Linked DNA regions of Homo sapiens: region 1 is linked to region 2. A link is a loop called in an ENCODE intact Hi-C map of the cell type or tissue named here. Cell type or tissue: K562. All regions are shown on one strand. Links, peaks and the distances in the headings refer to the core of each region. The heading gives the core; the rest is flanking DNA.

Evidence for each region. Peaks named below come from ENCODE experiments on the same cell type or tissue, not always from the same donor. Only the 100,000 strongest peaks of a DNase experiment are listed, where the experiment ranks them.
Region 1: it touches region 2 in a loop (7-fold over the local background); 3 of 110 quality-filtered maps call a loop at or near these places.

Annotation. Positions count from the first base shown.
Region 1 is chr3:139,290,177-139,305,919 of GRCh38, forward strand. LOC124906290 (a long non-coding RNA gene) reads left to right here. Exons shown (of 2, transcript XR_007096115.1): 2 at 1-2,997. Among named protein-coding and RNA genes, the nearest start is that of MRPS22, 46 kb to the right of the region's middle. In K562, for the core only: a CTCF peak has its summit at 9,349; a DNase peak (open chromatin) is centred at 9,485.
Region 2 is chr3:139,215,783-139,231,525 of GRCh38, forward strand. No RefSeq gene overlaps it. Among named protein-coding and RNA genes, the nearest start is that of PISRT1, 9.9 kb to the right of the region's middle. RefSeq lists an enhancer at 6,465-6,964. In K562, for the core only: no CTCF peak of the experiment used is centred there; a DNase peak (open chromatin) is centred at 6,439.

The sequences.
Region 1 (15,743 bases), core at 4,952-12,951, 76 kb after region 2:
GCTGAGATCGTTGCTCCTGGGGCCCCTGTCCTGCCTAAGGGCCCAGGACCTACTGGGCTAGGCTAGGGGGTGGGGTGGGGGCAAAGTGGGGAAAAGAGCCCTGCAAATGGCCCCTATCCAGCAGGGAGCTGGACAGCTCCAGCCTGTAGGGTGGGCATGGCAGGGCTCAGCTTGGCCCCAGGCAGCTGCAACCAGGTCATCTGACCACTTTAACCCTACATCTCACTCTGCCCATTGGAAGATCTGGGTATTCTCTACCCACCCTTTGCCAAAGACAGCCTAGGGAGGCTGGATGCTGGGCCTGCTAGAATCTTCAGTGTGTGTTGCTCCTGACCAGGCCTTCCTCCTAAACTCCATTTTCCTGGCCTTGACTTGGGCCCTCATTGGCTGTCACCTGGGATTCTGCTTTTAAGCCCTCTGCCTCCTGCCCCCCTCCACCCTGCCGCTGCCAGGAGGCTTTCTAAAATACATCTGATGGGGTTACTTCCCTGCTTCACCATCCCCGGTGGCTCCCGGCTGCCTTCAGGGTGAAGGGTAAAGTCCTGAGCTGAAAGGGTCACTCCTGGGCCCTGTCCTGCCCACTTCTAGGCCTCTTCTCTTGAATGAGCCAGGATGAGGATGAGGTGAATGAGGAGCCCACCCACCTTGGGTGCAGAATTTAAGGGGGCACCAAAAAACTCAGCAATCAAAATAAATAATGTTTTAGTGCAATCTTTTAAAAACCAAAATTAATGAAAAAAAATCCATGATGAACAGAATATGAGTATTGACGAAGATGTGGACTGACAAGACGGGATCAGAGAGAGGGAAGTAAGGTGAATTGTGTAGGTGTGGGGCAGATCCTGTCTTTATTTAGCCCTGCCAGCCTCACCCTTGTGCTGGGTCTGCATCCAGATATGCCCAGTCATTCTCTACCTTTCAGAGGGACCCCAGGAAGTGCTTAGAATCCCCCCATCACCCAGGCCTTTGTATGTGTCATCCCCTCTGCCTGGAATTCTCTCCTGTCTTCCTTCTTCTGTTCTTCATTCCTCTAAAACTTGGGTCTGGAAGCCCCTCCCTCACTCCCTAAGCCAGGTTAGGAGCCCTTCTCTGTCTCTTCCCTGACTTCCCCCCTCCAACCCTAGCACAGCCCCACAGCACTGAGATCCAGGGCTGTGACCACTAGCCTCTGAAGCCATGTGGTAAAATCCTGCAGAGCAGAATGGTGAGGCATTCATTTCTGCATCCGTAAAGCCCATCATGGAGCCTGACACAGATTTTCTTCAATTACCTTTGATTGACCGAATGGATAAATGAATGGACAAATAAAAGAATAACATGGCTGTGAGTCACAGGCCATTTCAATGAATACTTCAAGGATCAAAATTAAATAAAACCCTCACGGTTCCTCAGATCCAGATGGATCCACAGGCTACCAGCATCATAGAATAAATGCTGCAACATTTTGGTCCAACAAAAAAGATTCTAGCAGTCTCTAAAAATCTTGCCATAGGATTTGGTCTATACTTTTAAAAACCACTCTTTTTTCATGATAAAGCCCTTCAACTTGCTCTAAAAGGCAACATAGGAAGAGAGAGACGATGCAGGCCAGTCCTCTCCAAATAAGGCAAAACCCAGCTTTATTTTTAGTAATGACTTTCCCAACTGCAAGAGGGCACAAGTCCATGATCCAGCATTACAGAAACCCACCAACTTCCAGAAAAGTTTCAACAACTCATAAAGACTCACATGTGCATGCAGACACAAAGACCCATTTTAGGGAAGAGGCCCCAAGACATAGTCTGAAGCCCCAGCTGGGGCCCTTTCTCCATGACAACTCTTCAGCCAGCCTGGACAGTGCAACCCTTGAGTAACCCCAGCTTTGCTTAACTGGGACAACCCACCTCTCCTCATCCTCCTGGAGAAATGCAGTTTTGTATTTTCCTGATGTTTGATGGGCCCGACATCAGAGGATCCTCGAAAGTCATATTCCCTGGGAAATCTGACCAAACCGTAAGAACGAAAAGACTATTGGCTAACTTTGTGGAGACCACTGAGAGCTCAGTCCTCAGCAGAGGAGCTGGAGGGAAAGAGACATTGGAATACTTCACTGTGATTGTCCACGCCGTCATTCTCTTCATCTGTATAAACTGTGGCTGGTTCACTTTAACCCTGAGCAGGAGCTGCCTATGAAAGAGGATGGCTGGAGTCAGATGCCTGGGCACTCTTCTGGTCAAGTCGGGAGCTCTCAGTGCCTGCTGACTCATCTGTAAAATGGGGATAACGTCAGGATGAGCTAATAACGCGGAAGCCAGAAAGGCTGATGCCATCTCTGTTTCCAATATGATTTTTATGGCCTCCAAGATGGTGTCCTTAGAATCTTTCTCTGCAGCAGGCTCGTTTTTCTCCTCAAATTCCTCTGTGTTTGGCTAAGAACAATCTGTTTTTCCTACACTTGTCAAGTTGCTCGAAATTCCTAATGCCCATTCATGTTCTTTCCAAGGATTAGCAGAGCACTCCTCGCTTGTCTTTCATCACACTCCCTCCGCACATGGGGTAAAAATTACATTTGAGTGGAACCCTGGCTATCGATGCCTGTAAAATGGAGACTTTGGCGAGACTCACTTGCCTGGGTCAGAGTGGGAAACAGGCTGAAAAACAGGCCTGAGCATCTTTAATGATGTGCAGAAAGAGAGGGGCCTCTGCCCCCACGGGCAGATGTACACAGCTGCTAACAGAGAAGCCCCTCATCCTGTACGACCAGTGCAGAGAAACGATCCCCTCGAATGCTTCCTAGTGGAGTTAAGAAATTTTTTGTTGATCGTGCCTTTGAACTAAGGTCATTTAAGTATACAACAGATGTTCCTCTGAGGGAAACAGACTTATAAAGTCAGGAACACAGAAGGGACCTAATGGTTTACTAGGGGTGGCGCATTAAGTTCATAGCAATTTAACTCCTTTCAATGCTAAACAAAACAATGACGCAATTTGATGCGCAATAAAAACTTGTCAAAACAATCATCCTGGGCAGTGGAGGTCCTTTCAGTCATTCTTCTTCTAAAGATAAACCAAGGGCACAAGTGACAGACGTTTCTGGCTTCTCTGTGTAGTTGGAGCAGTCAGTGTGGCAGCCTCAGCCGCTCCAGGCTGGATCATCCAGGATGGTTGAAGCCTGAAGCCTGGGGGTAGAGGGAGGGGGCAGCCGTGAAATAAAAGGGCAGAAAATTCATGATCTGAGTGGCTTCCTGGCTGTGCTAGTTTTCTGTGGGTGGAATTAGTGATCACCTGGGAAGTAGGGTTGGGGGGTGGCTGGGCAAGTCCCACTGCTTAATAAGTCCCTCCACAGCCTGCTTCACATATCAGACTCCACAATGAGGGCTTTGTGAGTGAAACCACAGGTATGTATTCAGTGTCTCCTATGTGTCGGGCACATCCATGGGGTTCAGCATTGCCTTCTCCAGGGTCCTCTGTGTAACTACCGCTTTCCATGAGAGGACTCCAGCAGCAAGGCAAAAGAAGACTGGATTTAAATTCAGGGAGATCAGCGTCTAAATTTCAGCCCAGACATTTATTAGCTGTGTGACCCTGGACAAGTCACTTAACCTCTCTGAGGTTTGATTTTCTCCACGTATAAAATGGAGGTGGTTGTACTCACAACATGGGGTTGTTATCAGGCTTGAGTAAAAGAATGGATGAAAATCCCTAGCACAGTTCTTGGCACAGGGTAGATGTTTCCCTTCCCTGCCAAGGGAATGAACAAGGCAGCATCCCTGCCTTCAGGGAGCTTATAGTCTAGATGGGCAGACAAGCTCTGTGTGCATAAAAGGCAAGGGATTCTTCCAGGCCATGGAAAAGCACAAAAACTTAGGTGCTGTAGAAGCTAAGTGGAAGGTGGCTGCTGGGACTGGGTGACCAGGGATGGGTTCCTGGAGAAGAAGGCCTTGAGTTAGGTCTAATAGTCTTTGGGAAGGGAAAAGAGGGCATTCCAGTCAGGTGGAGCCCAGTGAGTAAAGGTACATTGGAATATTGAAGGCATGTTTGAGGCTGGCCGTGAGGCAGCCAGGCTTCTGAAACACAGCTTTTGGTGGGTAACAGGTGGGAGTTAAGACTGGCTGGGCAAGTGGGATGCAGATTGTGAGGAGCCTCAGGTTCCAAGCTTAACTTTTTCTGGAGGCAGCAGGGAACCACTGCAGCTCTTTGAACTAAGGAACACTAATAACGTCTGTATTCCAAGAAGATTTGTCCAGTCTGTGAATGGGAAAAACTTGGCACACTCCCTGATCCTGTGCTCATGGCAGACACAGTTAATCAATCTCAGCCTGGAGGCCAGGAGACAGTTTGGAAGCTGTTATAATATTCTGTTTGTAGGGTGAGGAGGGTGTACCCTGGATGAGTTTGTTCATTGTTAGGGTATGTATCTCTCCACTTTTTTTTTTATTTTGAGATGGAGTCTCGCTCTGTCGCCAGGCTGGAGTGCAGTGGCGCGATCTCGGCTCACTGCAAGCTCCGCCTCCCGGGTTCACGCCATTCTCCTGCCTCAGCCTCCCGAGTAGCTGAGACTACAGGTGCCTGCCACCACACCCAGCTAATTTTTTTGATATTTTTAGTAGAGACGGGGTTTCACCGTGTTAGCCAGGATGCTCTCGATTTCCTGACCTCGTAATCTGCCCACCTCAGCCTCCCAAAGTGCTGGGATTACAGGCGTGAGCCACTGCACCCAGCCCATATCTCTCCACTTTTGATTTTAAGACGGATGAGGAGACAGGGCTTGCTGTGAATGTACAATGGTCTTCCATCTTTGGTACCCCAAGGACCAGTGTTTTTGGGACTCGAGCCTCCTCAGCAGCTCCCCGGCTTCCCTGTGTTTACTGTCCCAAGCAGTCTCTGATGTTCCCTGTAGGATCCTGGATCAGAGTCTGACAGCTGCAGCTATCCCTGGAGTCCAGCGCTGAGCCCTGGCCCAGAGGGAGAGGGGCTAGGGCCTGGCACGCCTGGCCACGTGGCCCCTAGGTCTGAGGTTCAGCAGCAAGCAGTGCACTGTGGCTTCCCATCTGTGCCTGCTTTGGCAATGATGCACATCTGAAATGTCTGACTGTTTGGGCAGGAGCTTGGCAAGCTGGGCCTCACTCTGGAAGAGGAGTGGAATTTTCCTGAAATGATAAACCGTTTAAATTGGTCAGAACTTTCTAAAGTTACTGAGGTGCCAGAAATAGAAGGCAAGGATGCTCGCATTGTTGTAATTTCTCTCTTGATTTGCATTTAGAGCCAATTTTAATCCATGGAGATGGCAGCTTGATGTGACTACTAAATTTGGGCCAAATCCTACCTCTGCAGGACAGGGAAAAGTGTGGAGACCACTGCAGAGCAGAGGCCGCCCTTTCCATGACCACAGCTCCTGGCCTCTGCGAGATCCCGTCTCCATCCTCATCTGGCCCTGCCAGAAGGGTAGGACAGCTCCATTCCACCTGCCTGGAGAAGCCTCTGGAGCAGTCTGGGGAGAAGGAATGTTACTTCTCACTCCTCCCTGATTGGTGCTTGCACCGTGCTCCAGCAAGACTAACCACCTTATCCCACCTCATCCATGCCCCGAAGCTTGCCAAATCCTGCAGCCTTGTCTCCAAACAAGCCTTGAGTTCAGCCACTCCCTCCACCTCAATGGTCACCATCATCTGTCACCTGGAGCTTCCTCCCTGGTCTCCTTCTCCCTTCCACCTTTCCATACAGCAGCCAATGTGATCTGTTTAAAGAATCCTGGCTGAGCACGATAGCTCAAGCCTGTGATCCCAGCACTTTAGGAGGCCGAGATGGGTGGACCACTTGAGGTCAGAAGTTCGAGACCAGGCAGGTCAACGTGGCGAAACCCAGTCTCTACTAAAAATACAAAAACTAGCCAGCCATGGTGGTGTGCACCTATAACCCCAGCTACTCGGGAGGCTGAGGCAGGAGAATGGCGTGAACCCGGGAAGCGGAGCTTGCAGTGAGCCGAGATTGCACCACTGCAGTCCGCAGTCCGGCCTGGGCGACAGAGCGAGACTCCATCACAAAACAAAACAAAACAAAACGAAACAAAACAAAACAAAATAAACAAAAAACAAAAAGCAATCCTATTAAAGCAGAAAGCAGACTGACTGATGTGGGGGTTGTTCTAGGTGCTTTGTGCACAACAGCCTTGTGGGGAGCATTATCACTTCCATCATGCCCTTCAGATAGATAAGGAAACTGAGTTGCAGAATGCTTCATAGCTCACCTGAGACTACACAGCTGTCAGCAGCAGAGCCTGGACCAGAACCCAGCTTGTCGAGGTCCAGAGTCCATGCAGCTTAAACTTAACCACTGTGCCGTACTGGCTGCATCAAAGTCATGTCCTTCTGTGCCAACTCTGTTCTCACTAATCTCTGGCTTCTCATTGCACTGATAGCATCCAGCCCTTGCCAGGCCCTGCAGGATCTGCACTGGTCCCACCTCTGATCTCTCTCAGGCCATTTCCCTCTGCCCACTCTGCTCTGGTCAGAATGGACTGGGGTTGCAGAATGAAACACAGGATGCGCGGTTAAATTTGAACTTCAGATAAGCAATGGGACTTTTTTGGTATAAATATATCCTGTGCAATATTTGGGACATATTTACACTAAGGAAATATTCATTGTTTATCTGAAATCCACATTTAACTTCTGTTTGTGTGTATATGTGTGTGTGCATGCATGCATGTGTGCCACTGAATCTGGCAGCTCTGGCCTGGACTCATTCTGTTCCCCCAACTGCTGAGTGCATGCCCGCATCATGGCCCTCACTGCACTTTTTCCTCTGATGCAGTGCTCTTCTCCCGCTATGCCTGGCTGGCTCCTTCTCCTTTGTATTTTAGCTTAGGTATCACCTCCTCAGGGAAGCCTTCCCTCACCACTGATCTAAACTAGGCTCCCTGCTATTCTGCCCGACTATCCTCTCCTTTCCCCACGATTTGTGCTTACATATTTCACCTCCATCGAGCTTGCTTCCCCCAGAAGGCTCAATGAGCTGTGCGTTCCCTCAGGGAAGGAGCCACATGTGCTTTGTTCATCACTGATGTGCAGTGCCAGCAAGGCCCAGGCCCATAGTACTTGTTATGTCAATACACATTTCTGCATTCACCTGTGCTGATCCCTCTTTCTGGAAGCCCTCCATCTCCCCTCACCTCATTTTCCACCTACTCTTTTAGTCTTTTCATTTTGTTTGATTCATTGTGGTTGATGAGCCAAGGTATGTCTGGGGTTAAGCTAGGAGAGTTCTCAGGAGCCCTCAAGAAGCTTGTGGTGAGGAAGACATTTGGAGCAGTGAGCTCTGGTGCAGTGTGCCTAGAAGCCTAGGAAGATGGCACAAGTGCCATGTTATGGGGACAGTGCCCTCCTAAAAGACTACTGAATGGACTGCCCTCAACTTCACTCCAGGAAAAGTCAACTCTCTTGCCCCTGTCCTAGGAGAGCTTTGCGCAGACCTTAACCATAAGGAGTTCCTGTGGCTCCTCTGCCTCATGACTCCCGAAGACAGAGGCTCTGCTGCTCCTTTGCACATCCCCAGCTCCTCCTAACACAGCTTCAATCACAGTAGATTTGTTTATCCCTTAGAATGCTGTGGGCTGCAAGTAACAGAATCCATGACTCAAACTACCATGTCAATAAGGAAATGTCTTATCTCATACTACAGGAAGCCTAGAGGCAGGGTGGGCAGATCCAGCAGCTCAGCAATGGCATCAGGGACCTGGGTCTCCTCTGTTGTCTTCAGCATGGATGCCACGCTAAGGACGTCTCCCCTTTGATCACCAGTGATCACACACAGTGAACACACACACACTTGGGTCTCTGTTCCTGTCTGTTTTTGCCCAGCATAAATGAGAGAATAAATTTCCCCAATCCTGGCACAGGTATCCTTATCCTCAGTCTGATAGGGACAATGACCCACTCTGGACCCTGGACATGTGCCAGGGAAACACCATGTTCTGATTAGCTTAGGGCAGAGGTTTCTAAACTTTCTTGGTTATGCCACCCTTAGTGCCTTAGTATTTTTTCACAGCATTCTAGGCCAAAAGAAATACCCAATAGTTCCGTTTGTTAAGCCGTTAGGTACAAACAATTTAATAAGTATGTCTTAACAATTTTGCAGCCATTTGAAAAATTAATGCACATAAAATGGAAAGAAAAGTAATATTTTTATATCACTCTTAATTGCCCACAATTATTTGTTAATGGGATGTGTGTGCCTGTCGGGCCTGCACAACCTCTCAAACCTGGGAATTAGACTGGACCCGCTATTCTTTTTTCTTATTTACATAGATATTTGTGCAGTACTTATTTTTTATGACAGCAACCATTGAAAACCTGGTTCCACAAAGCTATGACATCATGAATGTTAATATTGCGAAGTACCTTGAACTAATCTCATGATTCCAATGGATGTCACTGTGTTTCTTGAAAATTGAAAATATCACTTGGTGCTACTGTGAGTTCACTGCAGCACCTGGGGGCGCCTTGGTGCACCATCTGGGAAGCATGGGTTTAGGATAACTATTGTGCCTCTGAGGAGCTAGGCGTGAGGGAGGCCAATAGCTGCATGAAATCAAGGTTCTGTTTGGAAAGAGAAAAAAAGCAGTGGAGGCCAGGTAGGTAACAGGATCCACCAAAGTGGATATTAATGATTGTTGACTGGATGCTGAATTTCAAGGCCATCAAGAAAGGAAAAATACCTTTTAGCACTTGCTTTTTCATGCTTCCCATTAAGAAACCGTGAGAGAGTTCACTGCAGAAATTTAATTCCTATTACATACAATCATTTCACTTCATTTCTGTAGGATGGCTTTGTTCAACACATCAATAACTAGTTCAGATGTTCTTAACCTCTTTTGTCCCAGACCTGTGAGCCCGTCACAGAAATGAGCTGTAGGAGACGTATGTTCACATGCTGACTTGACCCCTAATTCACTTTATTATTTTAGACACATTTTCTGATCGCTCTCAACCTCAGTTTCTGGTTGAGATCCGTAAAATGCCAGTCATCACTCCTACCCAATCTCCCCCAATGAGGATATCCTGTCCTGGAATTAGGGGTTTGCTGGTGAGCAAAACTGACTACAGCACTAGGGGCAGAGCCACCAGCAGGCCTTATTGACCAGAGCCATGACCCTTTCCTCCTGAGGGCCTCTGCGGCCCCTGACTAACCCTGTACTCATCCTGGGAGATCCTGGCTTGGCTCAGTCGCTGGCTGCCAGGCATGGAGCTGGCTCCTGACAAGGAGGCACATTTGTGATCATGGCTCTTTCTTTCCATCCTCATCCCAGAGAGAGGATTCTGTCCTGATCTTCCCCAACCCTCTACCACCTAGAGTGTGCATCTGGCTTCTGGCTCACCATCGCCCCCAGGAAATGTCTACAGGATGAGTCATCAAGGTCCTCCCGAGCTCCCAGGTCCAATTCCTCCTTGGCTACTGCTCGGGCTTATCAGAGTCAGCGTCCTTGTTCCCCAGCAAGCCGAGTTCAGACAATCTCTTTCCGGAGATTATGTTCCCAAGCCTCTGTGGCGGCCAGGCCTTTGATAACCACCTGGTGAAGCGGCCTTCAACTCTCCTCCCACGGAAGCATTGAGTTTCAGAGCCGCCCTGCCTGAGGGGTGCTGCACAGCCAGACCTCAGGTTAGATGAAAAGCAAGTGCCAGGAACTGCCTGGGCCAGACAGAGATGGGGCAAGGCCACTGCCAGATAGCTTGGGCCACTGTGGGCTGCGAGCATTTTCTCTCTTCCCTGACTCTGTTTACACCAACCTTAGAGACCCCCTTCAGCTGGGTTGATGTTTATAATTGAAAGCAAGCACATGCTCTGGTATCAAGCCCTTTATAGAGTATTTACTCTGTGCCAGGCACTGTTTTAAAATTTTTAAATTTTTAATTACATTCAATCCTCACCATCGCTTGATAAATAATTTAATTTCCTTCATTCCCATTTTACATATTATAAGATTGAGGCTTAGGCCAGTCAAGTAACTTGCTCATGATCATGCTGCTGGCAAGTGGCAAAGCTGGGGCTTGAACCAATGCAGCTTGACACCAAAGCCTGGACCCTAACTCCTATACTGCCAGACTGAGTCACAAGCTGGGGGACATTAGGGACCCTCCAGTTCAAGCCTCCTGCTTGACCAATGAAGACTGTCATCAGCTCACTGGTGACAAATGTTCTGGAACCTGGTCTGCCTAGCTCCTGGGCCCAGAAATCTTTCCAAGGATGTTCAAAGTCTTTTATTATGTGGGGAAGGTGGCCTTTGAGGGTGGGGAGAAAGGAGACTGTTTGGTACTTGCAAATCCCTGAATTGATAGCGGTGGCAAGATACTTGGATTCAGAGCAGTGAGGTTTGTGGTTGAGGGATCCTCTGTCACAGGCACTAAGTACCATGTATTGAATTCGCTGTTTACCAAGTGTAAAATGGTCAGTCCTCCCAAAGGCGATTGGGCAACAGGGACCAAGAGCCCTAAAAATGTTCCTATACTTTACCCAATAATGCCACTTCTAGGACTGTATCCCAAAGAAATATTTTGAAATGCCAGCAAAGTTTTTCATATCATTGCTTTTGCAATGCCACAAAACAAACAAATATACAAAGCCTACACTAGAGGAATGCTTAGATTAACCCTGGCTCAGCCCAGTGAAGGAAGACTATGCAGCCTTCAAAAATGGGGTTTACAAACAGAATTTAATGAAATGAGAAAAAGCTTACTGAAAATGTCAAGCCATAGGTGTGATGGGAGGAGCTGAACATCGAACCACAGAACGATAAATACTTTAGGATCTCAATTATGTAAAGAAAGTGAACCAGGTTGGGGAGGGGCAGGGGGAGACTGAAAGAAAAAATATCATAATTTTAATTGTCTCTCTCTGCAATTTTTGGTGTTTGTAAAATTGTCTACAGATTTAGCTCTACTTGTGTGGTTGGAGAAGACAACCAACCAACCAGCCATAACAATAAATAGAAGGGAAATGTTCCTGGCTGGTGTCTCTCCAGACTGTGAGGGCAGGGGCAGCTCTCACAGGGCACCAGGGCAGGGAGGGCTCGGGGAATGTCAGGGGCACCCATGCGCTGAACTGACCTAGAAAACTCCCTGCCTCAGAGCGATGGCATGGGGGCAGCATTCCAGCTTGCCCTTACTCTGGGGAGCTGTTTGCGCACGGGGTTGCTGTGGGCAACTTTTCTGGCTGGGGTGCTTCTCCACACAGCCAGCTGAGCCACTTCGCCTGTTGGTCTGGGAGAGCCTAGCCTCTCAAAGCCTCATTGTTGACCCTCAGAGGAAGAAGCAACTTCACTGATAGAGTGACTCAGCTGGCCAAGAGTTGATACTTACCCCAGCTTCCCTTCATTCCCTCTGTAAAGCAGAACAAAGACTTGTTGCCTTGGGAAGGTGCTGATGCTTTGAGTACATAGGCAAAAGCAGAGCCTCCAGGCCAGAAGAGATCTGAGTTCAGGTCCAAGTTTGAGGTCCAGAGGGGTGGCTGGAGGGTCAGGAGAAACCTTGACATCCAGGATGCTCTGCAGGGTCCAGAGTGCTGGGCTTTAGTGGGCCCACCAAGTCCGGGCCACACCTCTCTTGGACACCCACCCATGTGGAGCTGAGCATCCAAATGGCTTGCATCCCAGGCAGGCCTCGCCTGGCTCCTGGCATGAGTGGACAGAGCCTGCACTCAGGATGTTGTGGCCCCAGCTGCATCAGCACTAACAGTACCTCCTACTTATTAGTGCCAGTCCTGCATGGTGGGCCCTGCCCAGAGCTACTCAGATCCACACAGAAGTCAGTAGCATGAACAGTTAGAACAGCCTGGGACCTGCCCCAACCCTAGGCCTGCTGCCTTGGGGAATCGACAGTGAATGCACTGTGGGTCAGTGTCGGGGAAAGAGGAGTCAGCCTCCATGAATAGCCATAGAATGTTGAGGAAGATTCCTGCTTAAGCAAGCAAAGCAACTACTTCCACGTGGCGTGGTTGACAATGAGGCTCCATCATGTGGAAGCCTGAGCTCATCATAGCCTCCCTCTGTTCCTTTGATTGCCTGTGCTCTGGTTCACTCCTGAAGCCCCTCAGACTCAGGGGCCGAGTTGTGTCTCCAGCCCCAGAGCTGTGCACATTGCATGCATATGGCCACCACCCTGGATGACAATTCTTGACCGTAGCTGGCAACACACAGCACTTCAGCTCATTCTGGCAGTCCTCGTCTCTACTCTGGAGTCTGACTCACCCCACAGGAGTGTTCTCGGGCTCACTTTGCTGGATATCATCAGGGCATCGCGTGCTCTCTCTCTGGTGGCTGGACTGGCTCAGCTAAAGTATGCTTGGCATCTGTGTGTGGTCACAGGAAACAGTTATGAGGTTACTGTTGCTGGTTGTTTTGGTTTTGTGTTTTGTTTGTTACTGTTTCCTAAGAATGCTTAGATCAGATAGAGATGTGGTTATGTAAAAAAAGAAGAAGAAATTTTGGCTGTGAACGGCAAGAAACATCACAGTGGTCTTTCGGTCTTTCCACCTATTTTGAGCTACTATTTGCTGAGTGCTTGCTGTGTATTCTGCTCCTTTCTCATTACATTTCCATGAATCCTCAAAATAACCCTATGAATTAGGTATCGTTTGATCACTCGTGCATTTCAAAGCTCTTTACTGAGTTGTTCCTAAATGTCAGGCATTATTATGACCCCCCGTTCTAAGTTGCAGTGACTGAGGCTCAGGGAGCTTAGGTAATTTGCCAGGGATTCAAGGCAGGAAGTGGTGAGAGGTGAGGTTGGCCTGGTGGAGGTAGGTCCAGATCTGGGGAGGGGATCAGTGTATCAGGCCAAGGAGTTTGGGGATTTCAGCTGAGAATGAGACCTTCCAGAACATGACGTAGAACAGGTGGGGTGTGTGCATGTGTGTGTTGCGATTTTTTGGGAAACGACCTGAGGCAGACAGAGGGCTCAGGTCTTCTGGAGATGAGCCTGGTTTGTTTTAAGGCTCCCCATACTTTCACTCAACAGAACAAACACAAAAGGAAGAGCTGAGAGCACAGGAGCCATTGAGGCTCTGAATTAGGAATCGTCAGATTTGTTTTATTGGATTTGATTTTCTGAAAAAACTACCTACAAAACTCGGTGTCTTAGTCATTTGGGCTGCTATAGCAAAGTTCAAAGGACTGGGTGGCTTACAAAAAATAGGAGTTTGTTTCTCACAGCCCTGGAGGCTGAAAGCTTAAGATCAGGGTGCCAGCATGGTCAGGTTCTGGCGAGGGCCCTCTTCCACGTTGCAGAACGCTGAGCTCTCATTGTGTCCACACATGGGGGAAAGAGTGAGCCAGCTCTCTGGCCTCTTATTATAAAGGCACTAATCCCATTCATGAGGGCTCTACCCTCATGGCTTATTATCTCCCAAGGTCCTACCTCCAAATACTATCACAGTAGGATTAGACTTCAGTATAGGAATTTGGGGGAGACAAATATTCAGTCTATAATACTCAGATTACTTTTTCTTTCCCCCAGAGCAGCACAAAATGTTCTAAGTGGACACCTACCATGTGCTTGGGCCTGGGCTAGCTGCTCCAGGGAAGAGAGAAGGGGGCAGAGAGGGGAGAGAGAGAGAAGGAACAGGAACAGGTGTGTTCTCTGCATACAGGTAGTTATAGTTCAGGTGAGGTGATGAGAGCCACACCCATTTCCATGCTCTGTGACTGGGGTGCTCACAGGTAACTCCATGGAGGAGATGGCATCTTAAAAAAAGGATAAGAGCTGGATTGGTGGTGAGATGGAGGAAAGGACATCACAGATAGAAGGCCCAACGTGGCTAATGGAGGGGATTGTAGTAAGTATGATTGTCAGGGGCAAGGCCTAGCTCCAATGAAGCGGAGGAGGGAATGTGTTCTTGAAAGCTTTAGCAAATCTGAGATGTTCCTGCTCATCTGGCCTCATCTGGAGAGTGAAAACCACCTGTCTTGGATTTCTTGCCCGCTCCACTCCCACCTGGGGAATAATTCCTGAAATCCTTTTCTAGTAAAATGCCCATGCTCCTCTCTCCCAGTTATCTACAGAGTTTAAGACAAGAGGTGACGTAGTGAGTAGGAGATTCGTCTCCAGATCAGAGACATCTGGGCTTTAGTCCTGGACTAGCCACTTGTCACACTGTGGTCTTGTGCATATTCTTAGACTCTCTAAATCTTATTTTTCTCAGCTGCTTAAAGGAAATAATGGGAGTTTCTCTTTCATCACACTGTTGTAAGAATCAAGTGAGATGTAACCCTTATAGCTTCCAGTGTCTCAGTGGCTCAGACTTTGTATAGAGTCTCATTCAAAGAAGCTCAGTCCAAGCACCAAAAATAACTTAAAAAGTACTTCTTCAATCTTTGTTGCTTCTCTTGAATAACATTACAGGAGATCTCTTGCGTAACCACCACAATGATTCTGAAAGATGCTCTCCTCCTCACCTCACTTCTCCCATATCCTGTACCTACTCCAAAAAACCCTCACTCACTGAAGGGTTTTTCTGTTCTCTCCCCATTGATGAGCTGATTTGCATTCGAATATGGCAAGTGGAGGAAGCCTCTGAATGCTGATACATCAGTAGTTTTTGACCCATTACAGAAATAGCGTCTCTAAAGCACTTAGCACAGAGTCTGGCTCTTTGTAAAGTCTCAATGCATTCTCTTATTAATTAGAAAAACTGTGAAAGCAAATAATAGTTACTAAAAAATTAGAACTCAGGGCCCGGCGCGGTGGCTCGTGCCTGTAATCCCAGCACTTTGGGAGGCCGAGGCAGGCGGATCATGAGGTCAGGAGATCGAGACCATCCTGGCTAACACGGTGAAACCCCATCTCTACTAAAAATACAAAAAATTAGCCAGGCGTGGTGGCGGGCGCCTGTAGTCCCAGCTACTCAGGAGGCTGAGGCAGGAGAATGGCGTGAACCTGGGAGGCGGAGCTTGCAGTGAGCCGAGATCGCGCCACTGCGCTCCAGCCTGGGCGACAGAGTGAGACTCCATCTCAAAAAAAAAAAAAAAAAAAAAAAAAAACCAAAATTAGAGCTCGAAAAATATTATCAGATAGTACAAGTAGTTCTTTTTCTCCTAAAAAAAAATAGCTGAAGACAGTTATTTAAATCTTGAAAACCTTTAAAAGAAGCTTTCCCCTAATGTTTAATTCCTTAGATCTTCCTCCTAAAACTGTGTCTGTGGATCAGCAAGGAAACTGCCTCCCGGTTCTGCTCTGGTGGCCTCTCTAATTCTCGACATTATTGCCCTGTTTCTGAAAACCACAGTGAACACCCTGAAACTCTGGGGACAATTCTGACAACTTTGGAGCTGGGAGGGAGTTCATGGCCCCTTGGCTTCCAAAACAGAAAGAGGGGCTATGACCTGGCGCTTGGGATTGTCAGAGTTAGTTGGATTCTGAACTGAGAAGAACTGTCTGAGGACAGAGGGGAGATGGATAGTGCAGAGAAAGGATCATTCATTCATTCATTCACTCAACAGCCCTTCGTTGAGCATCTATTGGTAACAGATTGTGACATATTATTTTTTCCAAAGATAGCCATGCCCTATGTTTATCTCACCCCATATGCCTTTCTTGCAGGGTGACGGACACTCCTTCCACCTAGGGGGACCTGCATTTACTCCCCTTGAATCTGGATGGGTGTGTATGACTGCTTTGGCCAATAGAATATGGTAGAAGTGCTATTATATGACTTCTGATTTTAGGTCATAAAAAGGATACAGATTCCAGTTGTTTCCCTCTCTCTCTCTTTCT
Region 2 (15,743 bases), core at 3,042-11,041:
CCCATATTTATTCATTACAAGTATATTTTTGTTACCTCTTTGATTATAGTTACAATAACGGCTTTAAAATTCTAGTCTGCTAACTCCAACAACTGGATCTTTATTGTCTTGTCTTTTCTTTTGGCAATTAGTCAAGCTTCCTTGTTCTTCATGTTGTAATTTTTTCATATCCTGGACATTGTGAATGTAATATTTTGGATGCCCTGGACTCTGTTCTATTCTTATGGATGGTGTTGATTTTTTTTGGTTTGTTTTAGCTGGTAATTTGCTTGTTTGGATTCAAACTGCAAACTCTGTCTCTGGGGCAGCAATACAAATCTCAGCTGAGTACTTTTGTTATAAGCTGGGCAGGTTTGAGCCTATTCCATGCATGCAAGGTTCAGCAATTAGCCAGAGTTTAGCCAGAGTTTTTACATAGAATTCATGGCTCTTTGTCTTTGGCTCTCTACTTTCTAGGATTACTCCTTTACTTTTTGGCAGCTGAGGTTTCTCTGAGCTTTGTTCTCTGGTTCTCTAAGTCAGAAAAACTATAGGTTTTCAATAAGAGTGTGAGTCACCCTACAGGCTACTCACTACTCAGTGTGTATTCAAGATGATTTTGAACTATCTACAAGCTGAAAGCCGTAAAAATGGGAAATATCCTGGGCCCCATTCCTTCTTCCAGATGTCAGCTTCCCTCCAACATCTGCCTGCTTTCTAGTTCCTTTGGATAGTTGCATTTTTTATTTTGTCTAGAGTTAATAGTTACAATTGCTGGGAAGTTTGGTCCAGTGGGTCTGTTGACCATATCATAAGCAGAACTCCTCCTACTATTTTTCTATTTTACCATTTTTAGAAGGTGGCTTCATTTTTCAAGACAGTCTCATGGTCGCAAGATGGCTACTGCAGCTTCAGCCATTATGCCAACATTCCAGGCTGGAAGAAGAATGAAGGAGGAAGAGTAAGATGTGTTTTTCAGCTACAGCAGCCATCCTTTAGAAGGTTTTTTCATTATTCTCACCTAACAACTTTTATCTATATCCCATTGATCAGAATTTAATTGCAAGGTTATAAATAAAATGTAATTATTAACCTGGGCACATTCCTATTCCCAATAGGATCAGAGTTAAGTTATTATGGTAAGAAATAAGGGAGGATTACTCTCAGAAAGGCAATTAGAAGATCTCTCATTTCATAGACATAATATGAAGTTTAAAAATGTTAATACCTATTAAATGCTTAGTGTCATTCATGGAACTTCATAAATCTTGCTTTTAGTATTGATAGGAATTTCATAATAGACATAATAAGCCTAGGCCATGATGAAAATCCCAAAGAGAGATAGAGCCCAATTTGGAGTAGAGGGGTGTCAGGGAAGACTTCCTGGAGGCAGTGACTACTGAATCTAAAAGACAAATAACCATTAATCAGATAAGAGAGGAAATGAGTCCCAGGCAGGAGGAACAGCATTGAGTAAAGGCTCAGAAGTAAGAAACAACCTATTGTGTGTAGGGATATACTAATATTCTGCATAAAGTATGGAATGGTGAAAGAAGAGGTGGCAGAGGTAGTCAAGGACTAAGGCACAGAAAGGGGCTGATTCATCTCCAGTGTCTAAGAATGTGCTCAGAATATAGGGGGCGAGTCTTATGTGTGGTCAGGTAGCAGTTGAGTTGGAGAAGTACATGCACACACACAGCTGAGTTCACCTAACCCCACAGGACTCCCGTAAGAGAGATGCCTGGTAGGAAGCGAGCCCTGTGGCCCAAATACTGTAGACATTTTCCTCCCTGGGAGTTCAGGACAGAGGTGAAGCTGTGGCCTGGGTGGTCACTGTGGCCTCCTGAGAGATCCAGACCTCACATGCCCCATAACTCTTCTCAAGGATAGGAACTTTCAAAAACATGCTTGACAAGTTTGGTCAAACAGGAAGACAAGAGCTGATAGTGTGGGAAGGAGGCAAGGGTGGTGGCTCGCTGCCTGGGCCTTTTCCAACCTCCTCTTCCCACCCTCACCCTAGACCAGATTTGGTCCTGAACTCCCAGAATCCCTCAAGTGTGGGCTTGGGAGGGGAGCATGCACCTATGCACCAGAAGTGCCTGGGAGGAGTCTGCGGGCTCCGCCTCTGCCTTTGCCCCAGCATCCTCACAGTGTCAGCCAGGAACTCTCTTCTTTTAGCTTATTCTGTTTCTGCTGAAAGCTCCTCCTGGCTCACAAGTTCTAGATCTCTGTGTCTCTCCTGACCCCTCTCTGCAGTATTGTGTACCATTCAGTTTAGTTCACATTCATTGCACACTTATGAGGTTCCAGGGCCCTATCCTGGGCCTGGAAGATATCTTTCTGTGATGTGTGTGTGTTTGTGTGTAGGATTAGTTATTAGATATTAGAACATAGTAGATCTACCTTGTCCTTCTTTATGCTGTGGAGAAATATTTGTGGTTTTGGCCATTCCTTCATTAGTGGGTGTGTAGGCTGTTTCTGGGTCTCTGGTATTCCCATAATGCTGCAGTAGCATGCCTGTGTGTACCTCCTTTGCACAGGCCTGCACAGGGGTGAATGGCTCAGCGAGGCCTGGCAGTGAGAGGGGAATGGCGGGGAATCTAATGGCAAGCTGTCCTCTGGAGCAACTGTACCAATTCACATTCATGTGTGTCATGACTATCAACCCACCTCCCCACATTCTTTAATATATTTTACCATATATATTTAAAATGTTGTCAATAGAATTATGTTTTTATTTGCTTGCCTTCTGCACCAGACTCTGAGATTCTCAAGGTCGGGGACTATTCATGCCTTGCTCAACTTGAAGATATTTTAAAAATTCCATTTTCCTCCTCTATTGATTTAGAAAGTTTATACTCTCATTTTAGTGGTTACTCTTAAAGTTTTAACATGTGTCTTTGACAAGGTAGCAAAAAATAAAAGTTTTAACATGTGCCTTTCACACTGAAAGGCAATTATCCTCTTGCCATCTTCCATACCTTGCTTGTTATCAATGTCCACTAATTTAGTTTCAAGTCATTTTTTATCCCAACATGAACCTTTATTGTTACTGTTCAATAGAACTGATACTTGTTGAACTTTGCCCACCTATATACTATTTTCTTTGTTCTCAAGTCCCTTGTGTGTATGAGATCTTTCTGGAATCACTTTCCTTCTTCCTTTGGTGCTTTAGTGAGGGCATATAGTAGTCAACTTAGTTCTTGGTCTGAAATGGCTCTTGTCCTCTTATTCATAAGTGAGTGTTATGTTCGGTTCAGAATTCTAGGTAGATAGTTATTTTCCCTTAGCACATTGAAGATGTTATTTCACTGCCTTCCTGCTCCCATTGTTGTGGTTGAAAACATTGCTGCTTGTCTGCTTGTTCTTGTACAAGTGATCTGTAGTCTTTTTCCTGTAGTATTTTTAAAGATTCTGTATTCTACAGTTTCCCTATGATGTGTCTACACGTGAATTCTTTTGTTTTGTTTTTTTTGATGGAGTCTCGCTCTGTTGCCCAGGCTGAAGTGCAGTGGTGCGATCTCGGCTCACTGCAAGCTCTGCCTCCCAGGTTCACGCCATTCTCCTGCCTCAGCCTCCCAACTAGCTGGGACTACAGGCACCCGCCACCACGCCTGGCTAATTTTTTTGGTATTTTTAGTAGATGTTAGCCAGGATGGTCTTGATCTCCTGACCCCATGATCTGCCCGCCTTGGCCTCCCAAAGTGCTGGGATTACAGGCGTGAGCCACTGCGCCCGGCTGAGAATTTGTTTTTACTTATCCTGCCTGGGTTACTTGTGGTTCCTGAATCTCATTATTTACGTCTTTTATCAATTTTCAAAAATTCTTAGCCATTATTTCTTCATTATCTCAGAAGAAATTCTAAATGTCTTCTTCAGGAACTCCAATTAGACATAGTTTAGATCTTCTCATTCTATCCTCCATGCCTCTTAGTCCTGCTTACATTTTTCATCTCTCTCTCTCTGTGCTGCACTATTAGTAATATCTTTAGATCTGCCTCCCAACTCACAAATTCTCAATTGCTTAACCAATTTCATTGGGCCTTAAACTTCAATAATTTGAGTTTCTATTTTAAGAGGTTTTATTTATTTACTTTCCAAATAGGCCTGGCCATTTTTAATAATCTCTGTTCCTTGCTGAGTTTTTTCTTCCCTGTTTTACTTCATTAAACATTTTAAAAATATACCTATTTTATGTATTATATCTAATCATTCCAATGTCTCAGGTCTTTCTGGGTATAAGTCTGCTATTGGTTGCTTGTGATGATTCTCACTTACTGTTCCTCATGTGTCTTATAACTTTTTTTTTTTTTTTTATTGTGAGCTCTACTTGACTGCTCTACTCCTGCAGGGAACCTAAGGGACCTGGGTTGATGACGTGCTCTTCCAGAAAGAAGTTGCTTTTGCCTCTTCCTGTTGTCCCAGAGAACCACCAGCCTGGGGATGCTTTAATTCCTTGACTTGGGGTTTCTTGAACTGGGCAGGTAGTGTAAATTTGAATCCTCGACCTGCAGGGTGAGGCTATGGTTATGAATTGTCAGTGGAGGCTTTATTCTTTTATTTTCCTTTCCCTACTTGGATCTGAGCCTAAGATAGCCTAGTTGTTTCCCTTTGCTGTGTGCAGATTCCTTTTCTAGTCTATCCTTGTACTTAGGATGTAGCTCTTCAAGAAGCCCAGCTTCTGTTGTGGGAGTGGGGCAGGGTGGGGGAGCCTAAGACCTTGTATCCTCTGTTGCCAATAAACCCTGTCTCAGCAAATGCCTGACAGCTTTGCTGGGGCAGCGTTGGCTCCACAGGCTGGAGTCCTGTCTCCTCTCCACTTCTGACATTTAGAGAGTTCTTATTTTACTACAAGTTCAGTTCTGCATTTAAAAAGATGTTTGATGTATTTCATCTAGTTTTCTTTTTGTATTAGGAGGTTTGTTTGTATGGCCCCTGCTCATCCCCCCTCCATCAATAGAATATCTAATTCACAATACCACCAGAAGCAGAAATCCTTATGAGGATTTTGAAGTATGACTAGGATTCCAGTGCTCCCCCAGGGTTCTGTGGTGGGCACCTCTGTGGCATAGTCTAGTGCCCAAACCTTTGTGTCTTTAATTGTTTTGTATTGCTGATATTTTACTCAGAATTTTTAGCTCTTTGCAAATTCCTCAGGCTTGGTATGTGGTTCTAGGCCAAGTGTGCCTTCCTGCCACAGAGCATTTGTGTGGCTCAGCCCCATGATGACCCCTTCTGCCTCTAGTCCAGTGTTGGCCCACAAGTCATAGGAAGCATCCCAGACCCTTCCACAAGGGGTAAGTATATGACTTCTCAGCAGAGGGATGTGTCTGTACACCTCCTGCCCTGTCTCTGCCTCCTCAGTCTCTCTGAGATGTGGACCTTGGTCTCAAGACTCTGTTTCCCTGTTGGAAAGCCTGCCCTCCCTGTTCCCTCACCTGGACCCAGGTTAGCACCTGCTGTAGCACTTGAGATGTCATGGTTAGAGATCTGTTCCCTGCGATTGTCCCTTCTTAGAACCCATCTAGAATACAGATCTGTTCATTTTTTATTCATTATTAAGATCTTAGTGTGAATGAATTTGTCTGATACTGTAATAATAATGGTAATAACCAGTATTTATCAAGTTCCTATAGTGCACTAAGTGATATTTATTGAGACCCCACACTGACAGCACAGATAGGGAAAGATTAATCTGTAGATCAAGATATGACCTGGAGTCGGGGGCTGGCCAAGGGATCACTAAGATGGGTTCCAGGTGTGATGGAGTTCATGAGGTCCCTGGGGGGCTTGGAAAGGGAGGGGGACAGGCAGATCTTTGTCATTCATTCAGTCAACAAACACTCCCTGAGTGTTCTGAGTGTCAGGCATTATGCAGGCTGCTGGGGATGCTGATAGGAATAAAGTCTGGCCTCTGCCCTCAGGAAGCTTAGAAGAGCCTGGCATGGCAAATTGCAGCATGTCACCCAAGATCATCTATCCTAGTCCTTCATTGTACAGATGAAGTAACTGAGGCACAGATAGGGGAGGGAACTGGCCCAGGGTTGCACAGCAAGTACTTTCCTCACAGAGATAGTGAGGCTGGCCATGGGGAGGTGCCCTACATCTCCCCCATCCCCTAGAAGTCATCTGCCCAGCAGATGATCTGGGCTGCAGTATGGAAGCCTGGGTCAGCTGTAGACTCTGCTCCCCCAGGGTCCTGTGGTGGTACTCCTATGGCTCTCAGAGGCCGTTGGGGCTGGGGTACAGTGGGGGCCCCTCTGCTTTCCCTCAGTCCCCAGGAAGGGCAGACTGCTAACTGAAAAGGCTCTGCTGCAGCCTAAGCTGAGGGGAGGGCCTTCCTCTCCCATCCAAATGAAACCCATGGTACAGAGCCGTCTTTATCATGTCCCAGCTGGGACTGCCTTGAGCTTGCTGGGAGTTGCTGGGGCTGGGAGCGAACCTCAGGACAGGCTGACACGGCAGAGAGGAGATAATTTCAATCTGCAGCCTCCAGATTGAGGGAGAAATGTAAACACAGGCTGCTGAGCCAGCTGGGCACCCCACTGGCTGGCCCTCCACAGAGCCCGCTGTGTAGGGAGTGGGGTTTCGTCTGTGACCTGGTTTTTCTCAGGTCACATGTGAGAGGGTGGCTGCTTTGGCTGCTGAGGTCCCTCAGGCCAGCCTCATCCTCAGTGAACCTGAATAATGCACTTGGCCTGACCAGCAGACGGGGAGGTGAGAGTCCCAGCCCAACACCAGACAGAGCTCCATCCGATCCTAGCTCCATTCCACACTTCGCTGTGGAGCATCCTTCAGCAAGTCACTTGATTTCTCTACACCTCAGTTTCCTCATCTGTAAAATGGGGGTCATTTTAGGACCACCTTCATGGCAGTGTTTGATTTTTATTCATTCTACAAATGTTTATTGGGTACTACTTAAGTTCTGGGGAGCATTCTAGGCATTGAGGATACAGCATGAACAAAATACAAAGCAGAGGCTGTCCCTCTACTCAAAGCTGAGAGTGAGGCTTCAGTGAGATGCTATGGCTAAAATGCTTGACACTGGCCCTGGCACGGAGAAAATGCTCAATAAATGGTAGTTACTGATTGTTATAATTAATTGAGTCAGTGCAGCCTGAGTCCATCTCCCATCCTCTTCACCCCTTCACATGGCTAACTTGTACTCAGCTTTTAGTATGTAGACGTTCTTTCCTTCAAGAAGCCTTCCCTGATTTCCTGAGCTGGATTATTTCCCTTTCTCTCCACTTTATTATGGCACTTATCACAGACCATTGTCACCTGTGCACTCTTCAAGGCCAGGCTAGATCTTGATCCATCCCTGGCACATTGCAGGTGTTCATTAAATGTTTGTTGGAGGCTGGGCATGGTGGCTAACGCCTGTAATCCCAGCACTTTGGGAGGCTGAGATAGGTGGATCACCTGAGGTCAGGAGTTCGAGACCAGCCTGACCAACATAGTGAAACCCTGTCTCTATTAAAAATACAAAATTAGCTGGGCATGGTGGCAGGCACCTGTAATCCCATCTACTCGGGAGGCTGAGGCAGAAGAATCACTTGAACCAGGGAGGCGGAGGTTACAGTGAGCTGAGATCACACCATTGCACTCCAGCCTGGGCAACAAGAGCGAAACTCTGTCTCAAAAAGAAAAAAAAATGTTTGTTGAGTGAATGAATGAATGAATGATTGTGAGTCCTAACCATAACCCCTACTCTCAGGGTACTTTAGGTTATAAGAGAGTCAAGGAAAGGAACTTTCTTGCTTACGACTGAGAATCACTTATGGGGAAACCACAGGTTAGCAGTGTGAATTTCTGTATGTGTGAGTACATGATCGTGATTGCTGACATTTATTTATAGTGTGTATGATAGCTGAACATTGTTAGGAGTACTTTAGGTTGATTTAATCTTAGCCTACTCCTATGGGGTAAGAATGATAATTTTCCCCATTTTGCAGATGAGGAAATGGAGGCCCAGGATGGTTAAATATTTTGCTCAAGGCCATCCAGATAGTAAATGTGGATGGAGTCAGGACTTGAACCCAAGTGGGACAGCTCTAGAGCCGATGCTCTCAATTCCCCACCCTGTGATTTCCCATGCCTGTGTGTGTGTGCGCGCACATGTGCTTGTGCATATAGATGTGTGGGCAGATGGGCATGCCCGTGCGTGTCTTGTGGCAAATGTATCCTGGGAAACTCCTATTATGATGGGCAGTCTCTGGCCCTGGACAGGCTCTAGAGCTTGGGGTGGCAGAAAGAAGCAAGCTATTGCTTTAGGTCCAAGTGACAGAAACAGGTAGTCTAGAAGGATGTGCTGTCATAAAAACCATAAATAAAAACCACTGTGTTTTGAGAAACCATTTGCTTGTCTCTGGGTGGACCTGATGATGTGTGGGCTGGTGGGGTGGTGACAACTGCAGGTCTGAGAGGTTGTGGACACCAAACTCAGCATGGCATATTTATTTACTGGCTAGTTTTAACATTTTTCATTACATATATCTCCAGGGACCCCAATGACATATTGAGAGGCACAGGGTCTTCTGCCATTCTTCAGGCTCTTGATACTGTTTGTTTTTTCCCCAGCTGTGGGCAGAATGATTCTTAGGAAACTGATGAATGGTGTTTGGTCAGGGGAAAAGAGCCCATGTGTTTTTGTGGGTGCATCTGTTAGGTGCAGAACTGTGTTACACTCAGGCACTCTTCCATGTGTGCCTGGCTCTACATACTCCTTACTCAGAAAGAAAGAAGCTTCCTTGATGCAGATTGTCATTTTTTCATTCAACCAACACTCCTCAAGATGCTACTCTGTGCCAAGCCTTGTATAGGCCTTAGGAATAAAATGGAGCACGAGACCCAGGCCTGGAGGAGCTGACAGTCTAGTGGGAGAGTCAGATCAGGAAACCATGACAGCCCAGGATGGAGAGGGCCCTACCTGCGGAGCATGCAGAGAGCACCTCATGGAGCAATTCCTAATGCAGCCTGGGGCAGGTGCAAGCAGGGAAAGCTTCTTGGAGGTGCTAAGTGGGATGAGTTTTGAAGGGTGAACTTAAGATAACCAGGGAAACAAAGTGAAGGGATGCTTTCATGAGTTGTAGGTAGTATAAAAGCCTGGCCTGAAGAGAGGGTCCAGGGTGCTCAGAAAATACTAAGTAGTTTGGTTTGGATGGGGAGGCATGTGTTTGTGCTTGTTGGTGTCAGTGTGTGTGTGTGCATTTGTTTATCAGGGGAGGTAGTAACTGAAGAGTTGCATTGGCAATTTCTATTTACATGTTTTCTGTGAAACACTTCTATGAAGTACAATGCATAAGGAACATTTAGTCATTCACATTTTAGTGTGAATAAATTGACCTTTTTTTTTCTTGAAGAACATCGAACCCTTGAATGAGAATAGATGCTGAATGATGATACAGGCTACCCTGTTCAAAATTAGTCATATTCCCTACTCTGTCACATTCTCTGCAACTCTCAAAACCCTCCTGGAACCTGTTGCTGTTTTCAGCCTGTATCCCCTCTGAAGCATGGCAGTCTTGTTGTCTGCCCTGCATTGTAGAAAGCTGAGGAACCTAACATTTGTCCCACACTCACCTCTGGTTAACCCTGTTGGGAGGAAGGGACCCTCCTGATACAGAGGCATGGCTTGGGCAGGCGCCACAGGTCTGAGAGAGTGAAGGGAGGCCTGGGCAGGCTGCCGGCCAGACCACCTGGCCCAGTCCCTGCTTACTGTCCCTGTGCCCAGACCTTGCCTTGCTCCCAGCTGTGGTATCTTCTCTTTGACAGATGAAAGTAATAGACCACCCCCTTCAGAGGGGGCTCCAGTAACTTAAACCATGTGGGCTCCACGGGGTAGGGTGGGATGCAAAACACACTTTTGCAGGGAGAAGGGAAGGCGTGAGGAAGAGCCATTGTCTCAGTTTTGTGTGTCCTGCCTGGAGAGGGCCTCAGGGTGGATGTTTAATGGGCTTGCCAGCTGGGCGATGGAGCCCCAGGCCTCCTGACTCACTGGCCACTTGATTGGCTGAGTGCCTGGTAGACCTAGCTTCTGGACAATCGTGGTGCATGGGCTGCAGGCACATCTCCAGAATGGGAACTTTGGGGTATACAGTCCCTTGGAAGTAGCTGAAATAAAACCTCTCCAAAGTGGTGCCATCTCTGTCAGGACCTGATGGTTTGAACTCCTGGGATGGTGGGCTTCTCTTTCAGAGCTGAGCTGACCTTCCGAGGGATCTGGGGCTGAGGCCAGGTCCTGAGCTGCTGAGGGCAAGGCCCTGAGGATAAGAACTGGGGACAGACAGCATGTTCTAAGCCAGGCTGGGTGGCCACTTGCTGGGACACAGTGGAGGATTCACTGTCAGGTAGGACTGTTGCAACAGATTATGTTAAGAAACTGTACTTGGGTTCCTATACCTTATGAGATAGCTGCACATACGTTGTCTCTTTTGACCTTACAACAAGCCTAGGTCCTATATTGAGGATTAAGTTATTTAAAAAGGGAACTTGCCCAGGGTCACAATGAGGAACGGGTAAAGGCAGGTTTTGAATCAAGGCCTAAGCCCATTTTCACTCTTTACAGTACATCTTTGCTTCTAAGGGTCAGCTCCAGGTTGCTGGAGTTCAAAGCCCAGCTGGGCCACTTTTATGTATGGTGAACTTGGGCAGGTTACTTAACTTCTCTGTGTCTCAGTTTTCTCATCTATCATTGTTAACGATAGAACTGCCTGTTAGGATTTTAGGGAGGATCTAATGAAGTAATTCAATGTGAGACCCTGAGCAAGGACCAGGCGCATTGCAATTGCTCACCAAGTAATAGCTGCCAAGGCCGTCAGTAGAATTGCTGGGGTTGTGCTGGATTGTAGATGAGCATGTTGGTGTGGATGTGATCTCAGTACCCCATCACCTGGACTAAAGGGTGTGATGAGCTTTGGCTCTTTGGCCTCCTGAGGGTCCCCTTCTCTTCAAGTCCCAAAAGATGACTTAGACACTGGGCTCCATAGCCACTTTCACACAGTCACTCTCCCATGGGGAACAGGGGAACAATGAAGGAAAAACACTGCATAATCCATTCATGGCTGGGAGCTGGCTGTGGCTGTTCAGGGCCCTGTCAGACCATGCTGGCCTGGAGCTGTCAAATCATTAAGGAAGGTTATTTTGAAGAGGTGGACTTAGTAAAGTTCATGCAAATGGAATGTTTTCTGTAATGAGGAAGCATGGTCTGAGACTACAGTGGTCTGAGAATAGCTGGCCATACATCCGAGGTGCCAGGCCAGTCTTGGTTATGTGTGATGTCTCAAAGTAATTATTAGCAGTGCCCTTTTCATTGTTAAACGTGCCCTGGTTCAGATGATAAATTATACGTCAACCCTAATTTGAGTTGCAAGCAAGGCTTTATCCACTGAGCTGGCTACCTCGCTGAGTGTAAAGGTGTGCTGGGAAAGCCCCTTTCTTCCCTGGTAAAGCCTGTCACTACAGGGCTACCAGGATCCAGATGGTGGGGCCTGTATGGGAGACATCCAGGAATAGCCACAGCACTTGGAACCCAGGCAGCAAAACTCCTGACTCTGCAGAGTGGGGGTGGGGGTGGGTGGAGGAGCCAGGAAGACGGCCTTGAGTGCAGTCCAGCTGGCAGCATGGAGGCCTGGGCCCACAGCCAGAGACCCACACTGCTTTGTCACCTGGGTAGGAGTTGGGGAGATTTTAGTTCAAAGACATATGAGATATTGGTCTGGCTTAACTTTTTCATTTTCCTGATAATAATGACAATGGTAATCATGACTACCTTTAATTAAGCCCCAACTAAGTGCCAGGTGTGTGTGTGTGTGTTTGTGTGTGTGTGTGTGTGTGTGTGTGTATTATGCACAAATATATATGTATATATAATTTAATTAAGCCCCAACTAAGTGCCAGGTGTGTGTGTATTATGCACATATATATGTGTATATATATTTGTGTGTAATACTTATATATTATATATAATCATATATACACACACTATAGATATAGTGTGTATGTATAACATATTTATACATATGTAACATATACACACACTTCTTAAAGTAGTCCAGAGATGTTGGGTGAGACAGAAAGAAGAAAAGGAACACTCTTCATATCACCCCACTAGTAAGTGGCAGAACCAGGATTTGGACCCAGGATCCAGTATGCCACTTGCACAGCCCTGCAGCCCAGGTTGGGCTTGGAAGATAAAGAGGCAGGGGAGGATGGGCTTGCTGGGGACCTTTCTGTTCCTGTTTGTCCCTTGCCCTCCCTGGGCCATGTCTGCCAGGGAAAGGCCATGCTCGAGGCCACATGAGGAGTTGCTGAGCTGTCTTTCATCCGGTCCCGCAGTTATTTGTTCAGCATGCAGTGCAAATTTCCCTGTCTCGAGACATGGAATCTGGTAAAGCTTTGCCTGGATCAATGTCCAACCCCTTTCAAGTTCTGGAGAAAGTTACTCCTCTCTAAAGTTCAGACCTGCCAGACTCAATAACTCCACAAAAATGCTTGGATGAAAATTGCTCCAAGCAATCCCAGTGGAAAGCCAGCACCTCACCCCTCGTTTAAAGTTATGATCCTTATCATAATTAATTCAATAAAGAAGTAATGTGCTTCAACCTAGGCAGAGAGAATAATTTTCTGTCCTGACTGGTATAAACTTTCAACTCGGGACATTTAAACTCTGGGTCTGAGCTCTTGCAGCAAGTAATAAATTGCAGACCCCGGCAGGGCTGCAGAACCCTGATTTAAACTGCGGTAAATAGGCCGCTATTGAAGAGAGGAAGATTTGGATTCGGGTGGGCAACTCCAATAAATAGCAGAGCATTGTTTATAAACCCTGCAGTCCCGGCTGGCCTCCGCCTTGAGACAGGCAGTAGCGTTTGCTGTTGAAAGCACCAGAGCGTTTGATCCTCACACTCAGAGGACCCACCTTGAGTCTTGAATTTAAAATCTGTTTCCTTCTATAATTGAAAGGTAGGATTAGCCTGACTTCTAAACAGACTAACACATTCTCAAGTGGAGATACTGACTTGGACCAAGCCAACTCAGCCCAGAGTTGCCTTTCCTACTCTTTCTCTGGAGGTTGCAGTGATAAAAGTTCATTCTGGATTTGTTTTGAACACGTTCAGAGTAACGAAGCCCCTGTATTGTCCCAGAAGTCCATCAGGTTTGCAGAAATTACAAGTTTAGCAATCAAAGTCTTTGGAAACAAGTTATAATAGAAGGAAAGTCAGTTTCAATCAAAACAACTTTCAGATTGCATATTATAGGAAAAGATAAATTCAACATCCATTGTTTTGTGAAAATAATTCAATGATGAGGGAGGCAGGGTTCTTTAAAGTGGTTAAATTTGGGAACATCAAGGCGGTTGTCAGACTCGTATTCTTTTGTTCCTGGCTTAAGATTTTGGATACCTCCTTTTTGAACTGACAGCAAGCATGCATTCCAAAACTCAAGAGGACCTTTCTCTTCAATTTTATGGGGTTGAAAACAATTGTATTATCGGCCCACGTTCTGCTCTGTGGCCTCAAGCTCATGCAGAGATGCACTGTGACAAGGCTTACTGCAGTGTTAGCTATTCCAAACCACGCCGGGCTTGCGTAGCGCTATATCCAAGACAAATAGCTGGTTCTGGAGAAGTGATTGAGAATATTCATGGATGTTATTCATCAAAACACACAACATACACATACTAGGCAGCCTAGACCCTTTTGGTATCATAAAAAATGTGAAGCGCTGCCCCAGGGGAGGGAGGAGGAGCAGTCCTTTGAAACTTAGATGGGGAGAAGAATGTAGGAGAGAGGATGGGGCAGCTAATCAACTATTTCAGGTCCAGGTACACCCCTTACATCCTTTTTGGAGCATAGACAAATATACATAAATATGTGGATAAATAAAATAATTGTGTGCCACATATATCAATCATTTTCTGTGGGTTTGTAAAGAAAATATCTAATATTCTGTTTGTGCCTTGCCTATATTTGTGTCATCCATTCGAGGCACCGAGTATAAAATAGAAAATGGAAGCTGATGTTACTTTAGCTCTTGACATGGTCAAATATTTCTATTGATGGTGACTCTGGGTCTTTTCTTTCTAGTCATTTTTTTTTAAGTGAGAAAAACATCCACTTTGTAATTTATAATGCTGGATAACCAATTTTAAAAAAGAAAGAAAAACTCAACAAAAAATAAATACTCAAGGCTGTTGTTTGTCACTGGATTTTGTTTCTAAGCATCCCACTTAGACTGCTCCTGACCCTTTCTTGGTACAGTCCGTCTGGAAGGGCTGGTTTCCCTGGGTCCCTAAATGGGTCGGATGTCAGTGGTGAACAGTCCGTCTGGGGTGAGAGGCGGAAGGGCTGGTTTCCCTGGGTCCCTAAATGGGTCGGATGTCAGTGGTGTCTGTGGGGTCTGCTTCCTTGACATTGTCTCCCAAATGAGAAGTGACCATTAAGACTTCCGGGGGCTTAATCTTTCAGACCTAGATCAGCCCTGCTCAGCAATTTCAAACAAACCCAACAATGTGGCTGAAACTGGCACAAGATAGGGTACCCTGGGATGAAAGCGCGTGTTAGAGCAGCAACTGAAATCCAGAAAGCTAGAGCTGTGTAGCTTTCATGACACAAGCATTTGAGCCAGCATGTTTGACCAACGCTCACAACCCCCGCTTGCGCCCCCTTCCACCCTCCAATCCCTCTTGGATTGATTAAATTGGCTCAAGATGACACCAATAATTGGCTCAAGATGGGGCTTCGACAGGCCCAATGATCCATATCTTCACATTCCCTAAAATCAGTCCTTTCAGCTCTGTGTTGGATTTAGGATGGTTTACATTGGCTCCGTCACAAACATTTTAATAAAGTCCCAGAGAAACCGCAAACGGGTGACATCATTGGATGGTGTTAAAAAAAAAAAAAAAAGAGTCCCATTTTGTAAGAGAGAGGCTGGGCCTCCAGAGTGTGATCAGGGTCTGCCTTCCCCATTTGGTCATTCAGTAATCATCCTCTGTAATTAGGACCATAATATTTAAAATGGGGTGCGGCAGGGGGTTGCCGGCAAAGGACATTAGCTATTAAGTAAAAAACAAATATGAATATTTTGACATAAAGTAGCCAAGAAGATGAAGGACTCTAGGGTGGGTTTGCCGCCCCAGGGCTGAAGGGCTGGCTGCCTGGACTTGGGTGGAGGCATGTGGAGCATTAATGTAAGGACAGCCCCTTGTCCCCTGTCCCAGGACACAGAGACAGGACAGTGGGGCTTTGGAGCTGAGGATCCAAGCTGGAGAGGGGAGCCACTCAGAGCCTGGGGATTCCCATTAAGAGGGTTTCTTGCTGAGGGGTAGCCTAGAGGGAATTTTCATTTTCTTCCCTATAGTATTCTGTTCACTTACCTGGAACTTTTTCTAAGAGTTTATATTAGTTTTACAATTAAAAAAAAAAAAAAAACACAAGTAAGCTTTTTCAAAAATTAGTATAGCTATTTTGATTATGTCCAATGATTGTAATTATATATTAGACTGAAAATATCTGGAAAAATACAATATTAATCTTAATGGTAGCTCTCACTGGGTGGTAGGACTAGGGAAGATTTTTGTCTTCTATTCTTCTGTGAATTATTTTTGTAATAGATAAAAAATTTCAAAGGAAAGGGAAACATTGAAACCTCAAGAAAACAAATTGAGCTCATTTAGACATAGATTAACCTATGTGTATAGTGTCCTCCCTCTTCCTGCAAAAAAAAAATGAGAGTTGCTGTTTTAATTTTAGTATTATATTGTA